4 separate regions of the Homo sapiens genome follow, and all the other regions are linked to region 1. A link is a loop called in an ENCODE intact Hi-C map of the cell type or tissue named here. Cell type or tissue: endothelial cell of umbilical vein. All regions are shown on one strand. Each heading gives the region's core, and the rest is flanking DNA. Links, peaks and the distances in the headings are about the cores only.

Region 1 (3,543 bases), core at 525-3,024:
TAATAACCACCTTGATAGCAGAAAGCAGCAGACCCCTGTTCCATGACAGGATCTAGAGGAAGGTAACAGGTCTTTGGCATTTTAACTCAGATTTGCTACATTTACAGAGATGAGGGCCATTGCAAATGGCATCATTGTGAAAATTAGAAACTATTAATTTACGTACAGAAATTCTCCGAACACAAAAGTCTTTATTCTCTTTTTCCATGTAACCAGACCGTAGCAAGGAGTCACTGACTGGGAAGCAGGAGTCGGCCTGAAGCCAGGAGGGCCGAGCACACAAAGAGCCATGTGGCTCAAGGGGGAGATGGACATGCGTGCCCTTTTCAAGTTTCTGAAATCAGTGTATTTCTGAAGAATCATTTAAATAAGCTCACCAGCGTGTTTTATTTTGTGAAATGTGGGGCATGCCGGTTATGAAATGGGGACTCTGAAATGTGATACATCCATCTTAACCAGCTCAGGGTTTATTCAATTCTTCCAGCCCTAATCCTATTAACTCTCATGCACAAAGGAAATACAGGACTCCTCTCTGATGATTCTACCCAGGCCTCCTGGCATTTGGAAACCAAACTTTAAATTTTACAAATGATGTCTACTAGTTCATTAAAAACTAATCATAATAATGTTTTTAATAAACTAATAGGCTTTACATGTAAAATCTAAAATTTGAAGGTAGCTTCAAGCATCAAGGAAGCTACCTTTCAAAATTTTAGATTGTTTACTTTAAGAAAAGGCATTAGAAGAGATTGATGATTTCAATCAGTATATAGAATTGTAGGATTTTTATAAAAACAATTTATTTGAATATGGAAATTTTTGGTGTGAAGTACATCAAATATAAGTCTTTTTCAAACCAAATCTTTGGTTTTACAAATAAAGCTTATTGGTTGATTAAAAATACAGCCAGCATCAATGTAACCAGTGTTCAAATTGGATTTTTTAGACTGTTTACTTAAGGGATTTTGAAGAGTTTGGTGACTCATAATCAGTTTATAAAATGTGAGGATTTTTTAATAGCAGCCTTATTTAAAATAAGTCAAAATGTTGGTGTGAAATGCATGAAACTTATTTCTGGCTGTATGTCATTTGGACATAAATCTAACCCAGCAAAATTCCAAGATCTAATTATGATGCTATGGGAAGCTAATCTCATTGCAGTGAAGATGAGCTAATGACACATTAGTCCATATTGTATTATATACTTTTCAGTCTGCTGCCTGCTATTTTGATTAAATTTACTTCCTACCATTCAGATTTGAAACAGCAAAGCCTTTCTGTTATTACCTATCAAGTTTATAAAGCTTTTCTCTGAAATTTTGAAGTGTTTTAGATTTCCTTCACTTAACAAAATTTTATACAACGCTTAATGTAAAATCACAGAAGATTTGCATTTATCCCCTTTCTGTTTAGAAGTACTTGCTATTTCCAGGTACCAGGCTGTAGTCAGCACGGCCCACTCTCGGCCGAGGTGGCCTGGAATGTCTAGTCATTTCAGTTTACGTAACAGTTTCCCTGGCCTGTTTGCTTTCAGAGGTCACTTCAGTGTCAGCCTCAGCAGTCCACGTATAAGTCTGCCTGTTCCACACGATTCACAGAGGGAAAGAAAATACTGTATCTGAGGCATTCTTCCTACTTTGCGTAGCCCATATTATTTGAATGTACATTAAAACAGTGATAACATTCACCTCATACACTGAAGAGTAGATTTGCTTTTCTTTCTGATTTCTTATTCTGTCAGACTCTTTTCCTGACTGGAAGACACCTAGTTTTCTAGCCAGGATAGCTGAATGCTCCCTTTGCAAACACCTTGGCCTGAAGTTAGAATGAAACTGTAGTCAGCACCCCTTATCATTCTTCAGAAAGTCTTCCCAGCCCTGATAGGATCTGTTCTGATTCGGAATATCAGGGAACATTTCTTGGTGAATAAACCTGGCTTCTTATATACTGGTGCAGTCACTTCCCTGTAACGAGGTAATTTAAGCCAGTTGCCTTTCATTTCAACCATGTCAAAGTATCAAATAAAGCTATAACTTCAGACCAGCCAGGAAAATGAGAGGCCGGACAGAGTAACATGTTTATAATATAAATCCTTCCTGTTTTCTCAACCCATGCTCCCCTGGCTGTTTTCCATTCTGACAGAACACTCTGGAGATTTGCCTACAGACAGTGACCACCAATTTAAAGATTTGTTGATGACTAAGAAAAATTCCAAAGCTGCAAATGAACGAATCCAATGCTGACTAAAACAACTGACCAAAATTACTAATTCCTAGGCTGCTTTAGCACGAATGGTCATAACAACTGGGATAGCAGGCCTGTGTCACTCATTCCCTAGTAAAGCAGCTTGGAGGCCACAGGTGACTTCCTCTTCTTTCCAGACTGAGATGTACCAGAAATAGTGCAGTTCACCAGTTTGGGGAAGGCAGTTGTCTGGGAGTAATCATACCTGCAAATCACTTGATCTCAAGGACTGTGCTTGCTGACTTGAGAACATCTATTTTCTTCAATTTTAGATGTAACACGGCTACCTTGTACTCACTTTGAGTCTCACCGAATTCCCGTGCATTGAGGGTCCACTGGAATTCTTTGTTCATGGGCATTTTGACTGCTAGTATGGATGAGGTGGTGAGAAATGGTGGCAGACACACATAATTTGTGTGTCCCATATTTTCATTTTGCACCAAGCTTCTTTGCTCCCATGCATGCTCCATTGCTGCATCAGATTTCACTTACAAAGCGTAGGTCCAAAGATAACATTAACAGGAGTTTCAAGACAGTGACAGCAGATCATTAAACCAAGTGTGGGATGAGTGGGGCCTTGTGACTACACAGGCCAATGCAGTGGAAGCTCCCTATGTTACCTTCCCTGATTTCATTCCTTTCCCTGCCCCTCTCCCAGCAACCACTATAATTTTCTATTCTCATGTGTATCTTTATTATTTTACTTCATGTGTATTCGGAATGTATTTAGTATTGCTTGCCATATTTTAAAACTTAATGTGGACAGTGTCATTAGGAACCTGCAGCTTGTTTTTTCCTCTCAAAACGTTTACTGTATGTTTTTGGCCAGGCATGGGGGCTCTCGCCTATAATCCCAGCACTTTGGGAGGCCAGTGCAGGTGGATCACTTGAGGTCAGGAGTTCGAGACCAGCCTGGCCAGCATGGTGAAACCCCTTCTCTACTAAAAATACAAAAATTAGCTGGGCATGGTGGTGTGTACCTGTAATTCCAGCTACTTGGGAGGCTGAGGCAAGATAATCCCTGGAACCTGGGAGGCAGAGGCTGCAGTGAGCCAAGACTGCGCCACTTCACTCAAACCTGGGTGACAGAGCAAGACTCCGTCTCAAAAAATAAAAATAAAAAATAAATAAAAATAAAGACATTTGCTGTATGTTTTAAAAATTTGTCCATGTTGCTGTGGCAATAGCCTTTGTGTCCAGTTTAATTTTATGTGTCTGAAGTTCCAAGTTTTTGATCCTTTAAGTTGTTGACTGTTAGTGAATGCCCTATTTCTAGCTTGGGTGGGGTGCATGTAGTGA
Region 2 (3,543 bases), core at 709-3,208, 85 kb after region 1:
AAGGCGTGGGGAAGGGAAAGGGCACGTCAATCTCAGTTGTTGCATTTGGTGCCAAGTACAACAGAAACCAAGGGCATTTGAGCTCAGATGACCTTGGTAACTTGATCTCTCACATTCCATGTATTCCAGCCAAAGAAATAAACACCAGAGTGTAATGTCTAAGAGATACTGAACACTTTTGCTTTTATGGAATGCTTCCACATGACCTGAGCCTCACTGCAGACTTTACAGGTGAGGAAGCTGAGCTTCAGGGAGGGTAAGCAATTCCTCTAAGGTTCTCCACTTAGTACTTGGCACAGCCAAGATGGGGACCTGGATCTTGGGGGGGCCCCAGAGTGTAGCAAGGACTTTGGTGTTCTGTGGACCTGGGTTCTTAACCTCGACTCTGCCACTAACCAGTTTTGTGGTCTTCTCTAGGACTCACTTTCTTTAACTTTTAAATGGGCATAAACAGGATGTGGCCTCATCAGGATCTTATGAGGGAAGAGGGTGTGATGCATAATAAGAAGAGCTTGGCTGAGTACCTGGCACAGAGGATAACCAGGAAACGTTAGCTGTTAGTACTAGTCCAGTTAGAAACGAATCTGGCTACAATTATTGCAGCAATAAAGCAATGGTTGACTTAAACAAATGGTAGTTATCTTTCACACACAATACAAAGTCAGAAGGCAGGCATCCCCAGGCTGGCCAGGAGCAGCATGATGATAGTAAAGGCTGTTTGCCTTCCTTCAGTCCATTCTGCTCTCCACAGAATCCTGGTTTGCTGCCTCATGGTTGCAAGATGGCCATCACTGCTCCATCCACCAGGCTTGTGGGGAAGAGGTGCGGTAGCAGTCACATTTTCCCCCTTTATAAGGAAAGCAAAAGCTTTCCCAGAACCCCACCCAGCATGGAATCACAGCAGACATCTGCTTTTTTCATTTTGGCCTGGACTAAGTGCCACAGCTGCAAGAGACACTTAGAAAATGAGCATTAGCTTTTCAGATTCAGTCATACAAGTGGCAAGGAAGAAGGCAAATGAGAATGGGAGTAGACCGACCAGTTGGATTTGCCACAGCCCTTCCTGCCTCTCACACTGTCATTTTAAAAAAAATTTTGCATTGGTCCTCAGGTGCATAGGGCTTAGTTCATCCTAGTCGTGTGCCAGTGGCACATGAGTGGCAAAGCCCCTTTTCTAGACTGATGGCCTTTCCTGCTCGCAAGTGTATGCTGTTTCATGTACGTGCATCGCTTAAGTTTTTAAATGAAACATAACATAGATACATTAAAGTGCACAAGTCTTTGCTAGATGGCTCAAAGGATTTTTATGATTTATCCCCATGAAAGTACATTCAGATCAATCTATAGAACAGTCCCAGCATCTCAGAAACCTTCCTGTTTCTCTGCTGTCTGTCAACACTCCCTCCCAAGGTGACCATTATTCTGATCTCTATCCCCATAGGTCAGTTTTGCCTGTTCTTGGATTTCATTGACATGGACTTGTACATGTGTGTGTGCACTTCGTGGACCTGACTTCTTTGGCTGACCTGTGAGAGTCATCTGTGTTACTGTGTGTGGTTGTAGTTCATCTGCTTTCTCCGGTACTTTGTCTCTCTACGCAGACCTGGTATTAGTAGCATTGTGAGAACCAGAGTAGCACAGAGATGGAAGTTTCCTGTTTCCATTCATAGAGTGTCATTTCCTCCTAGAAACCACCCCCTCTGATTTCTTGCAAAGCTTGCCTGTGCACTGCCCTCTCCAGCAGCAAGCTGCTATCAAAGGAATCTCTTGGGGACTTGTATATTGGCTTTGAATGCTGTCAGCAGGAAGAATTTTCTTGAGCACTTCTTCATTTGGAGAGGATGGAAGAAGAGAGTTAGAGAGGGATGCTTTCGGGAAGGACATTTTTAGGCAAAGGAAAAAACAGCAACTGAAGGCGTCATTGGGAACTGGAACCTGGAAGCCAGCCTTCTGAGCAGAGATTTACATCATTCTTCTGTGTTCCTCCCCTTCGAGCAGTCTCAATTCAGGGCTCAAGGGCAAAAAAGACGCACGGCAACTCTGCCTGTCTTAGGGCTGGGCAACCTAGTTTGAGTTCAGACTGACTCTTGAGAAGTCTCCCTTCCCCCAGACAGTGGGTGATGGGCTTTCCTTATCAAAGCTAGTGTGGCTTTCTTACAAAAACATTGCATGGCAGGACAAACCTGAGAGCAGTGAAAAAAGCTGATTCTTTTCAGGGGAGTCTTAAATGAAGATGAAATGGATTAGTTATTCTTACAAGTGTGGGCATGTAGGTAAGTCAGGGATCGAGTAGAAAAATGAAAAGTATGCAGTTAGCTCTGATGGTTTTCATCATCATCTTTCCTTTAGGTATCTGCTGATTCTGTGCCTTGTGTCTGCTGGGATAATGTCCCAGAGTATTCAGCTAAGACTTAATCAGGGATCCTGTTTGCTAAAATGGAATATTTTATTAAGTTTATTAGGTAATTTCTGTATCCCTGGCCCTTGCTAGGGGCTTTGCAATGTATTATTTCAGTTATTCTCTGCAGGATCAGGGAAGGTGGGTAGGATTATTCCCATTTTACAAGTGAGTAAATGAAGGTTAGTAAGTAACAGGTAGTAAGAAGTAAGGCTGCTAGTCTAAACTAGGTCTCATATTCCAAAGGCTGCATACCTTCTGCACCACCACACTACCTTTTAAAATAACCCCTTGCTTTTCTGATGCACCAACCCTCTCGTGGTTCCTTGCCTTCCTTCACCTCAACACTCCTCAGTGTTGATCCAGTGAGTGGCCGGTTTTAGAACAGCCGAAAGCTGTAAATACCTCCTCACTTATTTTGATTCAGCTGTTGAAGCTATACTGTAACACTGCACAAATCTTTACTAGATGGCCCAAAGGATCTGTTACATTTTATTTAAAATATTTAAAATTTTAAAGCCAAATAGCACAGTGGAAAAGATCTTCATGGAGAATAAGGAGTCGCTGGTTTCAGTCCTAATGTCACTACAAATCAAAACAAGGCATAAAGCTGGGCGTGGTGGCTCACACCTGTAATCCCAACGCTTTGGGAGGCTGAGGTGGACGGATGGCTTGAGCTCAGGAGTTCGAGACCAGCCTGGCCAACATGGCGAAACCCCATCTCTACAGAAAAAAACAAAAATTAGCTGGGTACGGTGGCAGGCTTCTGTAATCCCAGCTACTTGGGAGGCTGAAGCAGAAGGATCATTTGAGCTCAGGAGGCAGAGGTTGCAGTGAGCCAAGATCGCACCACTGCGCTCCAGCCTGGGTGATGGGAGTGAAACCCTGACTCGAAGGAAAAAAAAGACTTTGAGTGGACCGTGACTATCCAGTCCAATCTTTTGGCTTCCCTGGGCCACATTGGAAGAAGAAGAATTGTCTTGGGCCATGTGTAAAATAAGCTAACACTAACGACAGCTGATAAGCTAAGGAAAAAATCGCAAAAAAATCTCGTAATGTTTTAAGAAGTTTATGAATTTGTGTTGGGCTGCATTCAAAGTCATCTTGGGCCACATGTGGCCCATGGATGGGCTGTGGGTTGGACA
Region 3 (3,543 bases), core at 471-2,970, 62 kb before region 1:
ATGAAGACTGAATCTGCCATATCAGGAACCGTAAAGTATACATTTCTTGACTTGACTACTATGATGTCTGTATGAAGATATGCATGCATTTAAAATGCATCTCTGAAGTACACACAGCTCTCTTCCTGTTGGTTTAATTAATATTCTACTGTTTTCATTGTGTCCTCGTATGTTCTCAGAGTCTCTGCTGGGGATTGACTGGCAAGCCTAGTTTCTTAATTTTGAGAAATAATGAAAGGAGCTCATCATCACACTTACACTCTCTGTTATAACAGCAGTAACGTTAATGGAATCATATTCTAGAACCAGGCATATGACAGTTGCTTAAAAATTAACACCTTAATCTTACCTTTGTATGTGTGTATAGGAAATGCTTTGCTTTGCATTTGTCTCTCAGCAGTTCACAATTACATGTCATGGCATAGTTAGGTTGGCAGAACTACCTAGCTGTCGTCCATATATGTTCTTTTTTTTCCTTGTATTTGAATTTCAAGAATCTCTTGCAACTTATTTCAGAGTGGTTTTCTGTGAAGAGCACTGAAGTTAAAAAACCATGTGCTGTGTAGTTCTGCTTCATGGCTCAGCTGTTCACATGCATCTTCACCCTTCATCCCACTGGGAAAATTGAGGGGAAAAAAATGACTATAGTGTGGCCGATGACAGGTGACAGATTGTTTGAGCTTTTCCCCACCTGTTCTATACCAGATAATCTTGATAATTTGGTTATTGTTTATTTATTCTTGCAATAAATATTTATCAAGCGTATACTGTGTGCCAGATAGTACTTACGATGCAAAGCCTACAAGGGTGAACGAGATAGAGGAGGCCTCTGTCCTTATGAAATGGACATTCTAGTCAGGGGAGAAAATTAGTGTACGTGAAACAAGTAATTAAGATGTATGCTATGAAGAAAATAAAATCAAGTAAGTGTCACAGTGGGAGAATCAATAGCATCGTTAGGGTGAGAGGGAAAAGCTTCCTTAAAGGGTGACATTTGGGCTAAGACTGAAGAATAAAAAGGAATCAGCTTTGTGACCATCTGGTGGAAAAGCACTCCGGTCCACAGGCCTCAAGGTGGGAACCACTCTCATGGGTTGGAGGAGTAGAATGAAGGCCAGGATGGTGGCAGGTCAGTGAGGTCTTAAAATGGCTTTCCTTAGCCCCGTTCTTAGTGAGCTTGGGTGCCAGGAGCAAGTGAGTCACTAAGAAATGGCAAGATTAAGTCAGGTCCATCATTCTAGGCAGACGGGTTATGGGAAGAGATCAAATTTTTTTTTTTTTTTCTTGGGACCGTAGATACCTATACCATCTCCCGACTGGCTAATGAGAACCTGATTGGCTTAGCAGCTGCTGTTCTTGAGCAGAATTCTCCATGGCTGAAGCTATCAGAACACCTGGCACCCAGACGGGCAACCGTCCCTTTGTAGAGAAGGGAGAAGTCTCAGATCACCACGTTTTCTTCCCCTGGCAGCTGTTGATTGATTCTTTGCAAGGGTTTTTGACATCGTTGGTCACAGAGAGGGAAGCTGTGTCTCATCCTAGTTTTATTTGCTCATCCTAGTTTGAAAGGTTTTTTGTTTTTTGTTTTTTGTTTTTTTTTTTAAAAAAAGCAACAACAACTGAATGAAAATAGGATTGACAATTAAAGACCATAGAAAAAATTATCAATTATTAAAATCTTCACAACATGCTTCACTATGAGGAAAAACTATAAAGCTCCCTATTACACAAGGCTTATTCTTAAAAGGTTTGATTGTGCAATAAAAGACTTCTGAATGTTTATACTAGTTCCTGACTATTGCATGCACAATTTTCTTAAGTACCTCAATTTGCAAATAAACGGTATGCACGTACATGCCCAAGAATGAATGTAACCAGCCTTTTCCTCCACTCCCTCCTCCCGGGTTAGACAGGGTGTTGTCCTGTTTATTCTTATCTCCCAGCCAATGTGTAATAGAATAAGCAAAACATAACATGCTGGTACAAAGGGCCTGTTGTTTTCAGCTTTCTAATTATGCTCCTTTCTGCTGGGGAAGGAAGCAGTCATAAATTTCTGTCATTATCTTAAGTAGCAAGGTTTCACAGCTTTGAGAATTTTTCTTTGTTTGTTCTTTGTTGGCTTTACTTGAATTTTTGATCCCTCAAACCAAAACCACCCTACTTTTAAACAATCCTTCTTTAGATTTCAGGGGATGTGACCCCCTGATTTCAAGGCAAGATGCAGCCATAGTGATTCTTTGCCTCAGGAATCAGATTTTGAGCCTTAAATTAGTATGCCTTTGAATTCACCATGGCTGCCAACTTCTCTACTTTCTCCGATGTGCTGCATATTTTTGTTTTGTGTGTGGGTTTTGTTTCTTGTTATTGTTGTCGTTTCTTTCTCAGATTTTAATAAATTCTCAATTTTCTTTCTGCATGGATTGTTTTTTAAAAAGATGTTGAATGGGCATTTCTTTCCCCTGTTGTGTGGTATAACTCTTCTCTGCTTTTTCAAACAGGTGGGTGTGAATGATAGAAAGCAGCTCATACCATCCTTTTTTTCTGTAAAATTTTAATCCCTTGTTTACTGGCAACCCTGCTGTTGCTGTAGAGATGAACAAACAGAATGAGTTGTGAGCTGTGAGGCACATGCAAGGTGATTTATGCCCATGTGTGCTTCCCCTTTGTTGCTTTCTTTGTGTTCACTTTCTCCATTTTCTCTTTTATTTCAATTATCCTTCTTGAGAAAATTATTTGACTTTATTTGCGTCCTATGTTATAGGTAGGGGCTTTCCCCTTCTAATGTGTTCTGGTTCTTTCATTTTTGTGTTCCTGAAATAGTAACTGGTATTCATAAAGTGATGTTCTTCTGGGACCCTGAAAGCCCTTGGCCAGGATTATTTTGTTCGTCTTGACAATACCACTTTGTACTAAGCAAGGTAGGTAGTGAGAATGTGTGTGTATGTTCCATTTTTTACAGAGCGGGTATTAAGAGGATATATAATGTCCCAAAGTCACTTAGAAGCAGGAAGTCAGGGAGACAAGTAAAATGGCCTCATCTTGTGATGGCTGTCAAGAGTCTGGTGGTCCAGACTTAGGCAAGGCTGATGTGTAACTGTTTCTAAGGCAGTGAGTGCTTGATTTAGGGTCTCCACACAGAAACCATACTGACCCTGTGAGTGAAGATATCATTGAAGATCAGCATTCACTGTGGGCTGGCTTTGAGGCAGCCATAGAATCTGGATACCAGGCAAATTCCTGGATCACATGAGTTCTTGGGGGCCAGGCTCTCTCTCTTCTGTTGGAGCAACAGGCAGAGTGAACTCACAGCTTTTGGGTTAACTAGAATCTTCTTTTTGCCATTAAACAGCTGTGTTGCTTGTCAGATCGAGAAGTAGCATCTTATCATCATTATACCATGATTCTTCACCCTCTGAAAGATTATGCTTAAGTGTTTGGTTTTCTTTGAACTGTTCTCCCCACACAAAGACTGACAGTCCTACCTTCAGAGAACACTGCTGGGGCCATCCTTCAAGAGAAATTGTCAGGCCTTTGAAAGGCCTT
Region 4 (3,543 bases), core at 607-3,106, 62 kb after region 1:
GGGTTGCATTAGCAGGCCCCGCTGGAAACAGTCCTTAACAAAATTGAGGGCTGGGGAAAATCGGAGGTGAACGGTGGGGCCTTCCCCATCCTGTGCAGAAAGACAAAGCAGGAAAAGAGGACAGATCAAAGTGGAAATGGTCCCAAGGGAAGCCCACTCTCTCCAGACCAGGTGTGTGTCGGTGGGATGGGTGGGTTCCAGAACAAGGCGACCTCCGCCAAACAGCAGGCCCAGCTCCACGGCCAGCAGCACAAGCGAGCGTGCACGGTTGGTTTTTTGTTTTAGGCACTAAGAGGCTCCAGTGGCCTTTAGGTTTCTGATGGAAGCAAGGTGAGAGCAGGGGCAGGCTATCTTGTCCCCCATTGAAACAAAGTGAGCCATTGCACCAGGACCACAACAGTGACTGTGTTTTGTGCATGTGTGTCTGTGTGTCTGTGGCTGAGCAGCTGGCCCCCTATGAGGCCCGGGAGCAGCAGGAGCTGAGGGCTTGTCTGCGCTGGCGTCGCCTCCAGGACGAGATGCAATGCTCCCCCGAGGAGATGCAGGTGTTAAGGTAAAGCTGCATGGTGATCCACAGCCCTCTCATTCCCCTCCTTCTTTCCTTCAAGACACCTCCCTGCCAACTGATGACATCTGCTGTGTTTCCTTTTTAAATTAAGTTGGGGTGGGCTTCTTGTCCCCCAGATGTGATGGTTATGTTCTAAGTCTTTCAGGGCATGCGTTTCGATTTGCCTTCCGTCATTTTCCTGGTGACTGTTTAGGAAAAAACTAGCATGAGGCCATTTCCGGGGGTCAGATCCTTCGTTTGAAGTTCTAACAGTCACTTTACGTGGTGGCTGCGGATGTGGCGAGGGTTGGGGTTTGGCAGCCTGGCAGACAGTAAACCTATAAAGCCAAAGGGGAAAAAAATCTTTAGGAAAATATTGATTCCTAAGTGTTTAGTGGTCACAGATGTATGTGTCAATGGGCCCTTTTGTTTCCATCGTAGCCCAGCAGGAAGCCTCTGCTGCTCCCCTGTGCAGCAGGATTCCATGGCCAGCTCCTGAGTTTTGTTTGTAGACTGTGGCTTGTGGCATGTGCAGGATTATTTCATGCCATTTTTCCACGTTTGTCCCTCTCTGCTTTGCTCCTTTTCTTTGTGAAATGTTTATCTGAAACCTGGTACCTAGGCTCCGGGAGCACTGTGGTTGCTATGGCAACAGGAGGTTCCATCACCTCCCCTCCTCTTCCACTAGAGTCAGATGTTGGTAATCTGCCATCAAACAGGTGGGGAGGGATGGCCATCCAGGAACTGCTCCTCTCCTCGCCTGTTCTTAGATGGCCGCCCTGAAGGCCCATCTACTTTCCCAGGCAGAGGCCTGCCTTGGATGGTTCTGCTGTTGTTGTTTGTTTTTAAATATACACCCCCACTTCGCCTGACTGTGACTGAAGCCTAACGCAAATGCACCCCAGGGAGGGAGCTGGCTGGGACTTTTGTGCAGCACTGCAGAATGTTGGGGTATGGCAAGCTGCACCCTTCCCACAGCAAAGTTCCCTGCGCTTGCACGCTAAGGCGGACTCCCAAGTTGACTCATCCATTGTTTCGGAAAGGAGATCTAGCGGAGGGAAGTGGAGCGGGCCAGGAGCCAGGAGACCTGTGTTCCCGCCCCAAAGCCATTGTTCCAGCATCTTTTCTCTTGGCCAATGCTGATTGATCCAGGCAGGACAGCTACTCCTATGGCCAAAGTGAACATGGCCCCTGCTCTCACAGAGCTTCCACTTAGCAGGGACATGGCTACAGGTACCGGCCGGTCACAGGTGGTGCGCAGCACTGTGAGCAGACTGCTCGGTGATGTCCATACTAACTGGAGGGCGGCGCATAAGGAGGTGGGGAATTTCTCTCTGAAAATGAGCTGCCTTGTGCATAGCCTGCCTGAGGTGGGAAAGGCCTTCATGTGCCTTAGGGACAGAAAGAAGGGCAGTGTGGCTGGAAAAGGGACTGAGGGCAGGGGCCAAGAGAGGCAGGCAGGAGCCAGGTCACACGAGTCTTTCCCCAAGTTCTTCAGAAGCTGCTCCAGGACCTTCAGCAGGAAGGTGGTATGATCTGCTCAGTATTTGGACGGTGCTGCTCTGCTGCTGTGTGGAGAGCACCACAGGCAGCCGACGGAAAGCCAGGAGAACGGTTGCAGCCTTGCAGTAGTCCATGCAAGAGGCCCTGGAGTGCCTGTGACAGATGCAAGACGCAGACCTATTTGAAATGTGTTTTGGCTGTGGAACGGGCAGGTCTTTGGTTGATTGAATGTGGAGAAGAGGAAAATGAGTGTATCCAGAATGACTTTGAGGTTTTTGAGTTGGACAGTTGGGTAGATGGTGATCCCATTTGTGTGATGGTAAAGACATGAGGAGGAGCTTGGAAGGAAAATGAAGTTTCCAGCTTTGCATGTGTTAAGTTTGTGATGACCAATAGATATTCAATATTATGAACTTTGGAGATTACAATTCAGGAGCTCACTGGAGAGACTGGAACATTCAGCCTATAAAACCCTTTAAATCTTGAACACAGTGAAATCCTCAGGGAGAGAGGAAAGTGAGAGAAGAGGTCAGGAGGAAGAGGGGGAGCCAACAGAGGACTCTGGGGAAACCATTATGTGTTTCCCCAGAGAAAACCAGGGCACTAGGGGCCATGGAAGCCAGAAAAGAAGCTGAGGCAAGCAGGTGGGAGTGGCTGATGTTGGAAGCTGCCTGGGGGATGAAGAGGGGCGAAAGAGAGAGAAGTGGGACTACATGGGTGATGGAGAAGGAAGTCAGGCTGAAGTGGACAGGAGCATGGATGGGAAGTCAGGAAGCGGGGCTGGTAACTGTAGGCTCTGTGAGAGGGGGTGTGTTGGCCCAGGAAGCGAGACTGGGAAGGTAGCAGAGGGACATGAGGGCCAGAGAGGTTTGCTTTCAGGTAGGGCGCCCAGGAGCATGCTTACCTGCGAGCTGCCTCACTGTGCAAATCCCTTCACCTCTTAAAGGCTCAGTCCCTCCACCTAAGAGGTCATTTCCATTACGTCTCTTAGTCCCTTTGATCCCTTTGGTTTTGCATAACCATAGTCCTTCAGTGGGGTAGGGGCATCTCAGTAAATGTGAGTTTTGGTGAACTGTGTTTCCAACTTGTAAGCAAGTTAGACTGCACCCTGGGAAGTCAGTTCACACATGAGGAGGGCCTCATCTCTGGCTTCCCTGGAGCCTGAGTCAACCAAGCTTCTGATGGCCAAGATCTTTTCCTTTGTGTGTGGAGTTGGGAGAACAATCTAGTATTTTTAGACCTTTGTACTAGACAGTTTTTTATGGCATTTGCTTTTCTTTGTCTTCGTATTCAGAAATTTTGTTTGCCTAAATTTAGGCTAACCATGAATTGACTGCATTTGAAAGGCTTATTGCACATCAATAAGGAAAATATTGTTATCAGATGTACTTACAATGAGGAGGAAATGTTTCCGAACCTGCCCTGAATTATATAGTCTAGGTTTCGTTTACTCCCATCCCCTAGAATTCTCCCTTAAATGGACACAGAGAACC

What was found. Hi-C counts contacts between places; a loop is a spot of excess contacts. Peaks named below come from ENCODE experiments on the same cell type or tissue, not always from the same donor. Only the 100,000 strongest peaks of a DNase experiment are listed, where the experiment ranks them.
Region 2: it touches region 1 in a loop (2.1-fold over the local background); 15 of 110 quality-filtered maps call a loop at or near these places.
Region 3: it touches region 1 in a loop (3-fold over the local background); 36 of 110 quality-filtered maps call a loop at or near these places.
Region 4: a loop joins it to region 1, with 4 times the contacts of the local background. A loop is called at or near these places in 22 of 110 quality-filtered maps.

The regions. Positions count from the first base shown.
Region 1 is chr9:94,865,880-94,869,422 of GRCh38, forward strand. All of the region lies in intron 5 of AOPEP (aminopeptidase O (putative)), which reads left to right. Among named protein-coding and RNA genes, the nearest start is that of MIR2278, 58 kb to the left of the region's middle. RefSeq lists an enhancer at 241-410 and a cis regulatory region at 326. In endothelial cell of umbilical vein, for the core only: no CTCF peak of the experiment used is centred there; DNase peaks (open chromatin) are centred at 1,522 and 2,152; H3K27ac peaks cover 2,394 bases.
Region 2 is chr9:94,951,035-94,954,577 of GRCh38, forward strand. All of the region lies in intron 7 of AOPEP (aminopeptidase O (putative)), which reads left to right. Among named protein-coding and RNA genes, the nearest start is that of AOPEP-AS1, 7.3 kb to the left of the region's middle. RefSeq lists a silencer at 1,479-1,708. In endothelial cell of umbilical vein, for the core only: no CTCF peak of the experiment used is centred there; a DNase peak (open chromatin) is centred at 1,687; H3K27ac peaks cover 1,046 bases.
Region 3 is chr9:94,803,901-94,807,443 of GRCh38, forward strand. The region is part of intron 5 of AOPEP (aminopeptidase O (putative)); the gene reads left to right. Among named protein-coding and RNA genes, the nearest start is that of MIR2278, 4.3 kb to the right of the region's middle. In endothelial cell of umbilical vein, for the core only: no CTCF peak of the experiment used is centred there; DNase peaks (open chromatin) are centred at 2,021 and 2,541; H3K27ac peaks cover 1,332 bases.
Region 4 is chr9:94,927,979-94,931,521 of GRCh38, forward strand. AOPEP (aminopeptidase O (putative)) reads left to right here. Exons shown (of 17, transcript NM_001193329.3): 7 at 447-553. It overlaps AOPEP-AS1 (AOPEP antisense RNA 1), which reads right to left. Exons shown (of 2, transcript NR_147614.1): 2 at 1-885. Among named protein-coding and RNA genes, the nearest start is that of AOPEP-AS1, 16 kb to the right of the region's middle. RefSeq lists enhancers at 1-117, 118-906, 1,623-2,123. In endothelial cell of umbilical vein, for the core only: no CTCF peak of the experiment used is centred there; a DNase peak (open chromatin) is centred at 1,573; H3K27ac peaks cover 1,649 bases.